Regions from separate parts of the Homo sapiens genome. Here region 2 is linked to region 1. Evidence: read pairs that join two places in POLR2A ChIA-PET (ENCODE). Cell type or tissue: PC-3. All regions are shown on one strand. Region 1 overlaps BNC2 (basonuclin zinc finger protein 2). Region 2 overlaps BNC2 (basonuclin zinc finger protein 2).

Region 1 (5,000 bases):
CTTCAACAAATGAACTGCTGTGTTCAGTCTGTTTCTATAATTTCATAAATTGTTTTCATGCTAAAACCAAGCAAGCTTTCACTGAGTTAATATAAAGAACCGCAGTGTAATTACAGGAGCTGTATTATTAAAAAGTATGACAGCAGTGGCAGCCTAAGTGACAGCTACTTTCTCCTTGCTTTATCATGACAAATTAAAAAACTCTTTTAAGTGCCAGGGAGCAACAGAATTTGCTATATACACGTCATCTTGAAAATGGGTATGCACTCATGACTAATTATTTTAAGTGTGTGTATGATGTTGTACCCCTGGAAAGACTCCATGTACCTAATGATCTTCTGAGTGTTGCGTTTCTTCAACTGTGAAGCAAGGAAAGGTGAAATACCATGTATGAGAATGAGAGTTAAGTTACCACAGGGTAGATGACATTTTAAAAGCAGATAGGAGTTTTTTAAGATCTACTTTGTATTTTCTTCACTGATTGCGTTTAAATTCTGTTGGGCCAACTGATCAGAGACTACCTATCTCTGTTTCAATTCATAGACCCTTATAACCCTGATAAATTATAGTAATTTAAATATTTTGTCAGTTTATCATTCCTTCAAACTTGTATCTGTAGTCTGCTTTCTTGTCATACATACATTGTTGGGAACCTCGGATTCCTTCTGGGGGTATTTAAGGAAAGATGTTACTCACTGGCCGTTCCTTTCAAGTTTTACTGAATTTAATTATAGTGGTGCATCTGGCAGGCATGAAAACCATTAGATGAGCAAAGGGGGCTCCCAAATGCCACTCTATGAGCATAATTTAAAATGCTTCGGATTCAGCAATCCTCCTTCAGTTGCGTTATTAGGTACATTGCCTTGTACTGTTATCCTTCTGGTTGTGGTTACATGGTGCGCCCAGTTTTTGCCACCCCTTTTCCCTTCCCTCATCACTGCATTGTGTGATATCTATATTATGTTGCTGGGCCTTTCCTTTAGAATTTGTGGAAATAATGGTATATTTATCCATAATATGGATGAGATACAAATGATTTGGTATTAAGGGACATAAGTGATTTGCCTTCTTAAGAGCTTGTGATTATCAGACAGAAGATGGCAGAGAAGAATAAGAGCAAAACAAAGCCAAACCTGTTTCTTCTATTGTCAATTCAGTCAAAATGGAGGATACTAAGAGACAGGAGTCCTGAGAGGAGGGGGTACCAAGGGAAAGGTAAGAAGGGCAGGTAAGGGATTCAAGACCTACTGGAGACAAGGGGGAAGAGCAACAGTTTTGTCAAAAAGAAAAAGATCAGTGATCTTTCTGGAAGTCCAGCAGAGAAGACCTTTCTTGAGATTAGTTTAAATTAAGAACTAGAATAGAAATATGTCCCATAGATAAATTCCATAAAGCACACTCCTGGGATTCTGCTGTCCAGGTACCTGAATAGTTTGTAGCCATCTTCTACATACCTTTATTACCTGTAACATAAGGAAGCATAGGAGATACAAGGATGAAGTTCGGTCTTCTCCTTAGCAGGCTGGACACAGTTTTAGCAGTTATTTCTATATGCTCATATTTAGCTTGTTTTCCAGCTGAGCTCCAATTTTTGTTGTCCTGGAGCAGCTCAAGCTTTCACCTTTGGGCCTGTAGATTCCTATCTCAGTTCACCTCCATGAAGCAAGACTAGGTTGGTGCGCCTTCTCTTCATATCATAACACCCTATGGTTTCCCCCCCTCTATTGGAAATTGCTTATTTACTTTCCTTGCAGCTCAAGCTTCTTGAGGATACTGTGGGTTTTATACTATGTATACAATCCCCAGCACAGAGTAGGCATTCACAAAATACTTGTTGTAGTAATGATTTCATGTCTGAGACTTTTGTTATAAAAGCTCTCTGAGCCTTTGAAAAGTGGCTCCGAAAGGTCCCCTGGGGTGCACTTTTCTCTAGGCAATCAGTGATCAGAGTTAGCCAAGCCTGCTGTATCCCCTTTCATTCAAACAGCCCATGTTGCGCATCTTTCACAAGGCTGTGTTCTAGGTGCTAAAGAAACACAGAAAAATCCCAAGATCCCTTCCTGTACAGGAGACTGAACTTAGGTTGGCAAGGTATGATGTTTAGGAACCTTAAGTACATAATAAAAACATTATAAAATATGGAAACCTAGAGCTTTGAAGAAATGTTGAGCATATTGAAACTTATGCATGTAATGGAAGAGGAAGTGGAGTTTGACTTTTGCCTATTTCAAGTTTGCATGCTTCTGCCGGGCTTTGGAAACAGTACCTCTATTTTTCAGATCTCACTGACTCCCTGTCAGGTTATCTTTTCATGACATCAACTTATCTATTAAGTAATTAGGGCATATTTTAACATGTAAAGTGTATGTCTGGGAGCCATATATTTTGGAAATGTACAGTGTGCACCTGTGGTCCCAGGTACTTGGGAGGCTGAGGCAGGAAGATCCCTTGAGCCCAGGAGTTCAAGGCTGCAGTGAGCTATGATCTTGCCACTGAGTCCAGCCTGAGTGACACAACAAGAGTCTATCTCTTTAAAACAAAATTTAAAAAATTGATTATTTTTAAATGCTTATTTTGTCTAAGAATTAATAATCATAATAAACTTTTTTTTTCTTTTAGTTTTAAGGAGCAGGGAGTTTAATAGACAAGAAAGAAGGGGGAAGAAAGAAAAAAGAAGCTCCCCTGTACAGAGACAGAGGGAGGGGGAAGAAACGTTTTTATTTACCATTTACTCTGTGTCTATCACTGTGCTTAGCTTTTTAAGCAAAATATTTCTAATGTGTACAAAATTGCTGTGTGAAAAGTAGTACCATTCAGTTGTTACAAGTGAGGAATTGGGGTCTCAGGGAAAATAAATAACTTAAAAATAGGAAGTAGGAAGTACCCCTAAGGAATCTTTTTCTGCTCATGGAAAGTAGAGGATAAGGGTAGATTTAGTTAATCACAAGCTTTCTACTCTTTTTGAGCCTGCCCTCCCCTGACGTAAATTTGATGTCTCAAATTTCTTGAAGGCTTTATTTAAACAGTGCTTTGTGGTCCCTTCTGGCAGTGTGACTGATGCTTGTACCATGGGGGTTTTTGGATACCTGGAACTCCATATTGGTCATAAGAGTAAATTGGGGATCCTGGGAACCCTGTCTTACTCTTTAAAAACTGTGTTCACACATTAATGTTTCAGGAGAGTCAAATTTATTTTGCCTGTTTTGTGTTTTTAAAAAAGAGATCAATTTTGTTAATCTATAAGTTAGGTCACTAGAGTTGGAACTACAGTATTAAGGGGCCTTCCATCTGGAAGTCTTAACTGCCTAGACAGGGTAGGAAAACATCACCTTAGATTTCAAAAAGACTTAAAATGAACCTCATCTGAAAATGAAAGCATCCGTGTAGCATATACAAATACATTAGCACACTATGCTATGTTCAAGTAGAGTTGTTAATTTCTCTGTGTATTATTTTAAACAAGATTGGTAAAGTAGGAAAACCAAAACTTTTTTTGCTTTGAAAATTTATTCTGTAAGAATATAATAAAATTGTTTACTTACCCTAAAGTGTAGCCGTTATCAAAACTCTTTCCTTTAGACGTGTTTAGTTTAACCACCTGCCTAAAGGACCACTGAGTTTGAATTGTTACAGCCAAGTTTACAAGTGTGGACTTGGTCCTGTGTTTCTTTTAAATGCCACTTCATAAGACCACCCCTTTTTTTCTACATTCCCTAATTATTTTCTCCGTCTCTCCTTGTTGTCTGTTTTTTTCTTTCTCTGAGGTTTTGCATTACTTTTATCAAAACGAATCCCCTTTTTAAAACTGGATACCACAGCGCACTGTGGCTCACGCACTTTGGGAGGCCAAGACAGAATGATTGCCTGAGCACAGGAGTTTGAGATCAGCCTGGGCAACATGGTGAGACTCTGTTTCTATAAATTTTTTTTTTTTTTAAAGTCAGCCAAGTGTGGTGGCACACTCCTGTGGTTCCAGCTACTTGGGAGGCTGAGACAGGAAGATCGCCCGAGCCCAGGAGGTTGAGGCTGCAGTGAGCTGTGGTCACACCACTGCACTCCAGCCTGGGTGACAGAGTGAGACCCTGCCTCAATAAATGTGTTAGTCCGTTTAGAAGCAAGTCACACATTATGTGGATGGCCGCAGGCCAAAGGAGCTTGTGCAGATAAATTCCTGTTTTTAAAAACCATCAGATCGCCGGCCAGGCGTGGTGGCTCACACCTCTAATCCCAGCACGTTGGGAGGCCCAGGTGAGTGGATCACCTGAAGTCAGGTGTTTGAGACCAGCCTGGCCAACGTGGCGAAACCTCGTCTCTGCTAAAAATACAAAAGTTAGCTGGGCATGGTGGCGGGAGCCTATAATCCCAGCTACTCGGGAGGCTGAGGCTGGAGAATTGCTTGAGGCTGGGGCTGGAGAATTGCTTGAACGTTGTGGGGTGGAGGTTGCAGTGAGCTGAGATTGCGCCACTTCACTCCAGCCTGGGTGAAAGAGTGAAACTCCGTCCCCCTACCCACAAAAAAAAAAAAGCTATCAGATCTTGTGAGACCCATTCACTGTCAAGAGAATAGCATGGGAAAGACCTGCCCTGATGATTCAGCCATCTCCCATGGGTCTGTCCCACAACATGTGGGAATTATGGGAGCTACAAGATGAGATTTGGTTGGGGACACAGAGCCAAACCATATAAATAAATTAATAAATAAAATTGAATGCCTATATATTTCTCCCCTCTAATCCATTCCTCAGAGTCTCTGACAGAGTGAACTTTTTTCTTTATTATTAACTTTTAAAGCTAATCCTTTAAAAAATATTTTTTCTATTCTCTCAAGTTTTTGTCTTTTATACATGTTTGAATTAAGTCATTGTTCTAAATATACATGTAAGCTGGTTTATAAATACTATAATTACTTCTCTTACTTAGGACTCAAATGTTGCTCATAATTGAAATTGTAAGCCCTTATTTTCTGTTCTAGCAGCAGGCACTCTAAATGGCTTGTTTAA
Region 2 (5,000 bases), 63 kb before region 1:
TAATGAGATGAACTTATATATCTAAAAGGCTTTGAGTGGAATATTAGTCCGAAAAGGCAGGTTCAGAACTTTGGAATGAACAGTTCTAGTTGTACGTTTGAGTAAAGCTATAACAACTAAAATTAAATGTAAAATGTTGGCAAGAGAGATAGGTATTGAGTTTGATAAAATATTTTCTTTCTGCATGCTTCAATTTTAGTGCAAGGTATTATAACAGTCACTTCATTTTTTAAGTGTAGGGGAACTAAAACAGCAACGCTGGGGAGACTAAACATGAACCCGTCTCAGAGTTCAACACATTAAAAAAATGGCTGTCCCTACTGCAGTGTAGGTGTCTGGCTGTGTAAATTAAAGCATGTGGATGCAGAAATTAATTAGAACAGTCAAAGATATAAATCAAACTTATTTGGTACACTGATGAAATGATCATTGTTTATGAGATTATCTTGTTATTTAATCTATTCTGTATAAACCTGGCTGGTTAGCCTTGTGAAGTAATAATACAATTAATGTGATGTGATGATGGTATACTTTTTCTCGGTACAGGCCTGATCCTGCAGATCTTTCTTGACTGGGACTTGTGTATATAGAAGACCATAAGAACTGGAAATTTTAATTAGCAAGAATGCCTCCACCTCTCAGTTGTATGTGTGTGTGTGTGTGTGTGTTTTTTTTTTTTTTAAATCTCAGAATGTTCCCTGGGAGTTTATTCTTTTTGAATCATTCATCTACTCACCCTAGAAGAATGAAGTGCTTTCAGATGTTATTTCCTCAAAACTGTGCAAAGTTTATTATAAGAGCTACCTGCTGTCTTCCAGCTATACTGTGCTATGCTACTGGGTCTCAAATAAAGAGAAAGTTTTACTTATAAATGAAACCATTAGGAATTTCTTGAATAAACAAAGGTTTTTCTCCCTTTGATATGCAGAGGAATTTTGTTTGTAATTATAGTCATATAAGTCTATGTCTAATACATGCAAGCATCATTCATTATCTTTTATATGAGAATGCACTCCTGTCACCTAAAGAGCAGAAAACAGATACACTAAGACAAAACAAAATAAAAAACCCCCCCAAAACTAAACAGGGATTCCAGCTCGTAGGAAAATTGTCAGCGTCATTATTTACTATTTGATTCAGGATTTTTGCTTCGTGTTGTTTACCCTGCTTTCTTTCCTTGTCTCTATTCCTTTGACTCCGTGAAGTTGGTTTCTTTATGTCCCCAAATGAGAACTTTGTTTTTGGAAAGTTAAAGATGTAGATTTTATTTACCTTGCTCTTAGATTGCTTCACTACTCCATGGTGTTCTCTTACTCTTTAGCAGAATTTGGCGACAGTGTCCAATAAAGTAACTAATAAATTGTAGGAAAAAAATGTCACATGTAATCTCTCTTGTAAAACCTTTTATGAATGGAGCCTGATGGCTGGAGTTTGTTGTTCCTACTTAATCTCATAAAGAGAATGGATTTAGAACAATGTTCTTTTAGGATTATGCATAGGGTGATTATGAGTGTGATACGATAAAATCGTAATTATGATTTCATTTTGTCCTGAACAGTTAGGATTTTTTGCTCTGGATTGGTCTATAGTTGATGTTAAACATTTTCTTTTTTTTTGAGATGGATCTTGCTCTGTCGCCCAGGCTGGAGTGCAGTGGCACGATCTCTGCTCACTGCAAACTCTGCCTCCCGGGTTCACGCCATTCTCCTGCCTCAGCCTCCTGAGTAGCTGGGGCTACAGGTGCCCGCCACCATGCCCAGCTAATTTTTTGTATTTTTAGTAGAGACGGGGTTTCACCGTGTTAGCCAGGACCGTCTGGATCTCCTGACCTCGTGATCCGCCCGCCTCGGCCTCCCAAAGTGCTGGGATTACAGGCATGAGCCACCGCGTCCGGCCAATGTTAAACATTTTCAATTTGACATGTCAGATATTTGGATGTATTATTTTAAAGATCTTTTGTCTCATCTTCATAGGAGTGCCCCAGATCTCCCTGTTTCACCTGTGATTATCTGTGATGCCATAGCAACACCCCTTGCTGTTAGCAGAGTATGTATTATTTCTGTGGTTTTGTGAATCAGTAACCACTAAAAGATTTGTGACCAATCACCCATGAATGATTTGTTCAGAGTTTGCTTAATGAGAGAAACTGTGGCATAAGACAACCTTACAATGTATGTACAGGTATATTTTCACTGTTACACTTGGCTCTGTTCTAGATTATGCAACTTGCATTTTCAGTCATTGTTGAGCTATGTAGATATATTTGGTGGAGTTTGGGTCTGTTTTCTGTAAGCCTTTCAGAACAGTACTTGTCAAACCAGTGTTAAAACCAGGATCTGCTGACTGGAGTTCAGGCATATGGTGAAACAAGATGCCTTCTGGGTTAAAGAGGTGACTAACGGTGGGCCAACTGCTCTCCTTTACTTGCCAACCAGAGCCTGCTTCTCAAATCTCATGGGAGGCAGGCTTCAATGAGCTGAGTAAACAGTATGAGCTGTATGTCCAGTTTCTATTTTGGAAGTGATGCATAGGACCAGAGCTGATGAGAAACTCTGGGATATAGTCTAATTTTCTGTCAAACAGAACCCCTCGTGGTAAAGGTAAAGGCTGATGTTGGGGTAAAGGCACTGTACAGAGATTGTCTCCTGAGTTTGGCTTTTCCATGGGCTGCCTGTTCTTTTGGATGTGAAAGGCTAGATGTGTTCTCCAGCCTTTCTGCACTTCCCTAGCTCTTTTCTTTTTACCACTTATCCTTTCCTTTTTCCTGTGAGTTATTTCATTGCTTCACCTTTTCGTTCATTTTGATGCAATCACATATTATTTTATCCATACATTTTAGGATGTCTTTTAGGAGGAGCCGATGTGATGTGGGCCCTTATGTAAACAGTTGAGAGAGTGACTTGCATGAAGGCATTTTGTTTAGGGAGGATCCTAGAGTAGAAATGAAGGACCAGGGAAAACCAACACAAAGATGAATTACTGAGATGATCAGTGCCACAACTGATGGGTTCTCATTCTCTCTGAGGCCTTCTGAGGAAATATTTAACCATTGGCTCTCATTTCCCTTGATCCGTATGGCCGTCTGAGCATGAACTTCCCACACTTTTTGGCTTGTGCATGTGCGTCTTCAGGTTGTCAGGAAGCATGACTCAGGTGGGGCAAGCTCAGGGGAAGGTGCTAATTAGCGATCAGTGGGGGAAGTTGGTTCATGCGGCTAGAATAAGAGACGTGACAGAGAGGATTTTTAAGTAGTCCAAGGAACCCATACATTGTTTTTGGTTTTGGTCTAAAAGCATAGAGAGCTCTGGAGTATTTGCTGTTCTGAATTTCTCTTTTCTTGCATTTATTGTAGTGTACTTCTCAGGTGAGTTCACGTATACCTTTACCATCACTTTGTTACTTGAAGGGATTGTTTGCATTTCCTTCAATAATTTTATCTTACCTCTTGGAACATTGGTCATTCACCATTAGGACCAGAATGATCTAGAATAGGTAACGCATTTCCCTTTTATTAACACAAGTCTACTGCTTTATCCACACTAAAGCATAAAACAGTTATATCCTATGTCCTTGATTTTGGAGTGGGAGAAAGTTGTCAGCTATTCAGCCACTCTTAATATTCTTCTTAAATTGGCTGGATACAGTGGCTCATGCTTGTAATCCCAGCACTTTGGGAGGCAGAGGTGGGAAGATGACTTGAGCCCAGAAGTTCAAGGGAACAGTGAACTATGATCGCGCCCTGAATTCCAGCCTGGGTGACAGAGTGAGACCTTGTCTCTAATATATTTTATTTATGTTTATATTCTATATGTATATTCTAAATAGAGGTATTTAGCAGAATTCTGCCACAGGGTAATTTGGCTCTTTCAGATGTTCAAAAGTAGACCCAAATCTTTACTGGCATTTTCCAATGGTCCTAGGAACCCGAATAGGTATAGTTAATGCTTCTATTAAACCATGACATATGATAGATCAGTGAAGATTTAGAGAAGAGTGTAAGGAAAAACTAAAAATAGTACCCAGTGGGATTGAAACATTATGCATGCTTTCAGTACTTATTTGATAGAAGAATCTGTTTCAGAAACCAACTTCTAACAAAAGCAGTTGAATTACACAATTATTATATGTTTTTAAATTGTAGTTACATATTTTTATTGGAGTCATGGTCCACAAATTATAAGGTTAACTATTATCATGTATCATGCAGAGGAGATGAAACCACATCAAAGTTTCCTACCGTCCACTCTAAGCTGCAGTTCAAGTTTCTAACACGTTTTTGCTTCTTATAAGTGGATGAGCTGATCTTCATTTCTTTTTCCGTGGTATCTGATTTCTTTCTGGTTGTTTCTGTTTAAAGAAATATGTACTGCTTATAGGAATGATAATTTAAGCAGTTAGAGAAGAAGTAGTTCTCTATTTGTGCAGGTAGATGGAAGGAACACCTTGCCAATGCATAACATAGTATCTCACATACTTTAATTCCCTCAATAAGTTATTGTATTTTAAAGGTAAAAGACCAGGACAGAGAAACAACAGAGGGCCTGATTCTACTAAGAATTTATAACTGTTATAAGATCCTCAACCAATTGGAAGTTGCTGTCTAGTGAGATGTGCATCTCATTTGCTATTTTGCTCCAATTCACAATAGCCAGTACTGTTTCAATAAAGGAAAAATTTAGTTTACTCTGCTAGAACTTTCTCTTGATCTGAGGGAGTTGGATAGTTGGATTATTTGAGGTTAACATACCTTAGCACCTTTAGGGCAAAATGTAACCTGGGGGTGTGATAGAATATTCCATCTAGAGGATAAGGAGTTTTAGATTATAAGGAAAATTACTCCCTTAGTGGGCTCTTCAGGAACAATTTTTTATCTTGTGGTTGGTCACTTTCAATATATGGCAGTTGCTTTCCATTATATTCTCAGGCTCCAATCAATACGTACAATATTATGCAACTTATAGTTACATTATAACCAAAATATGTCAAATGTGGTTTCTGAG

What was found. Peaks named below come from ENCODE experiments on the same cell type or tissue, not always from the same donor. Only the 100,000 strongest peaks of a DNase experiment are listed, where the experiment ranks them.
Region 2: POLR2A ChIA-PET joins it to region 1 with 5 read pairs; 6 of 35 experiments call an interaction of 5 or more read pairs at or near these places.

The regions. Positions count from the first base shown.
Region 1 is chr9:16,606,055-16,611,054 of GRCh38, reverse strand. All of the region lies in intron 3 of BNC2 (basonuclin zinc finger protein 2), which reads left to right. Among named protein-coding and RNA genes, the nearest start is that of BNC2-AS1, 120 kb to the left of the region's middle. In PC-3, no CTCF peak of the experiment used is centred here; no DNase peak of the experiment used is centred here.
Region 2 is chr9:16,669,112-16,674,111 of GRCh38, reverse strand. All of the region lies in intron 3 of BNC2 (basonuclin zinc finger protein 2), which reads left to right. Among named protein-coding and RNA genes, the nearest start is that of BNC2-AS1, 55 kb to the left of the region's middle. In PC-3, no CTCF peak of the experiment used is centred here; a DNase peak (open chromatin) is centred at 2,361; H3K4me3 peaks cover 2,268 bases; H3K27ac peaks cover 3,292 bases.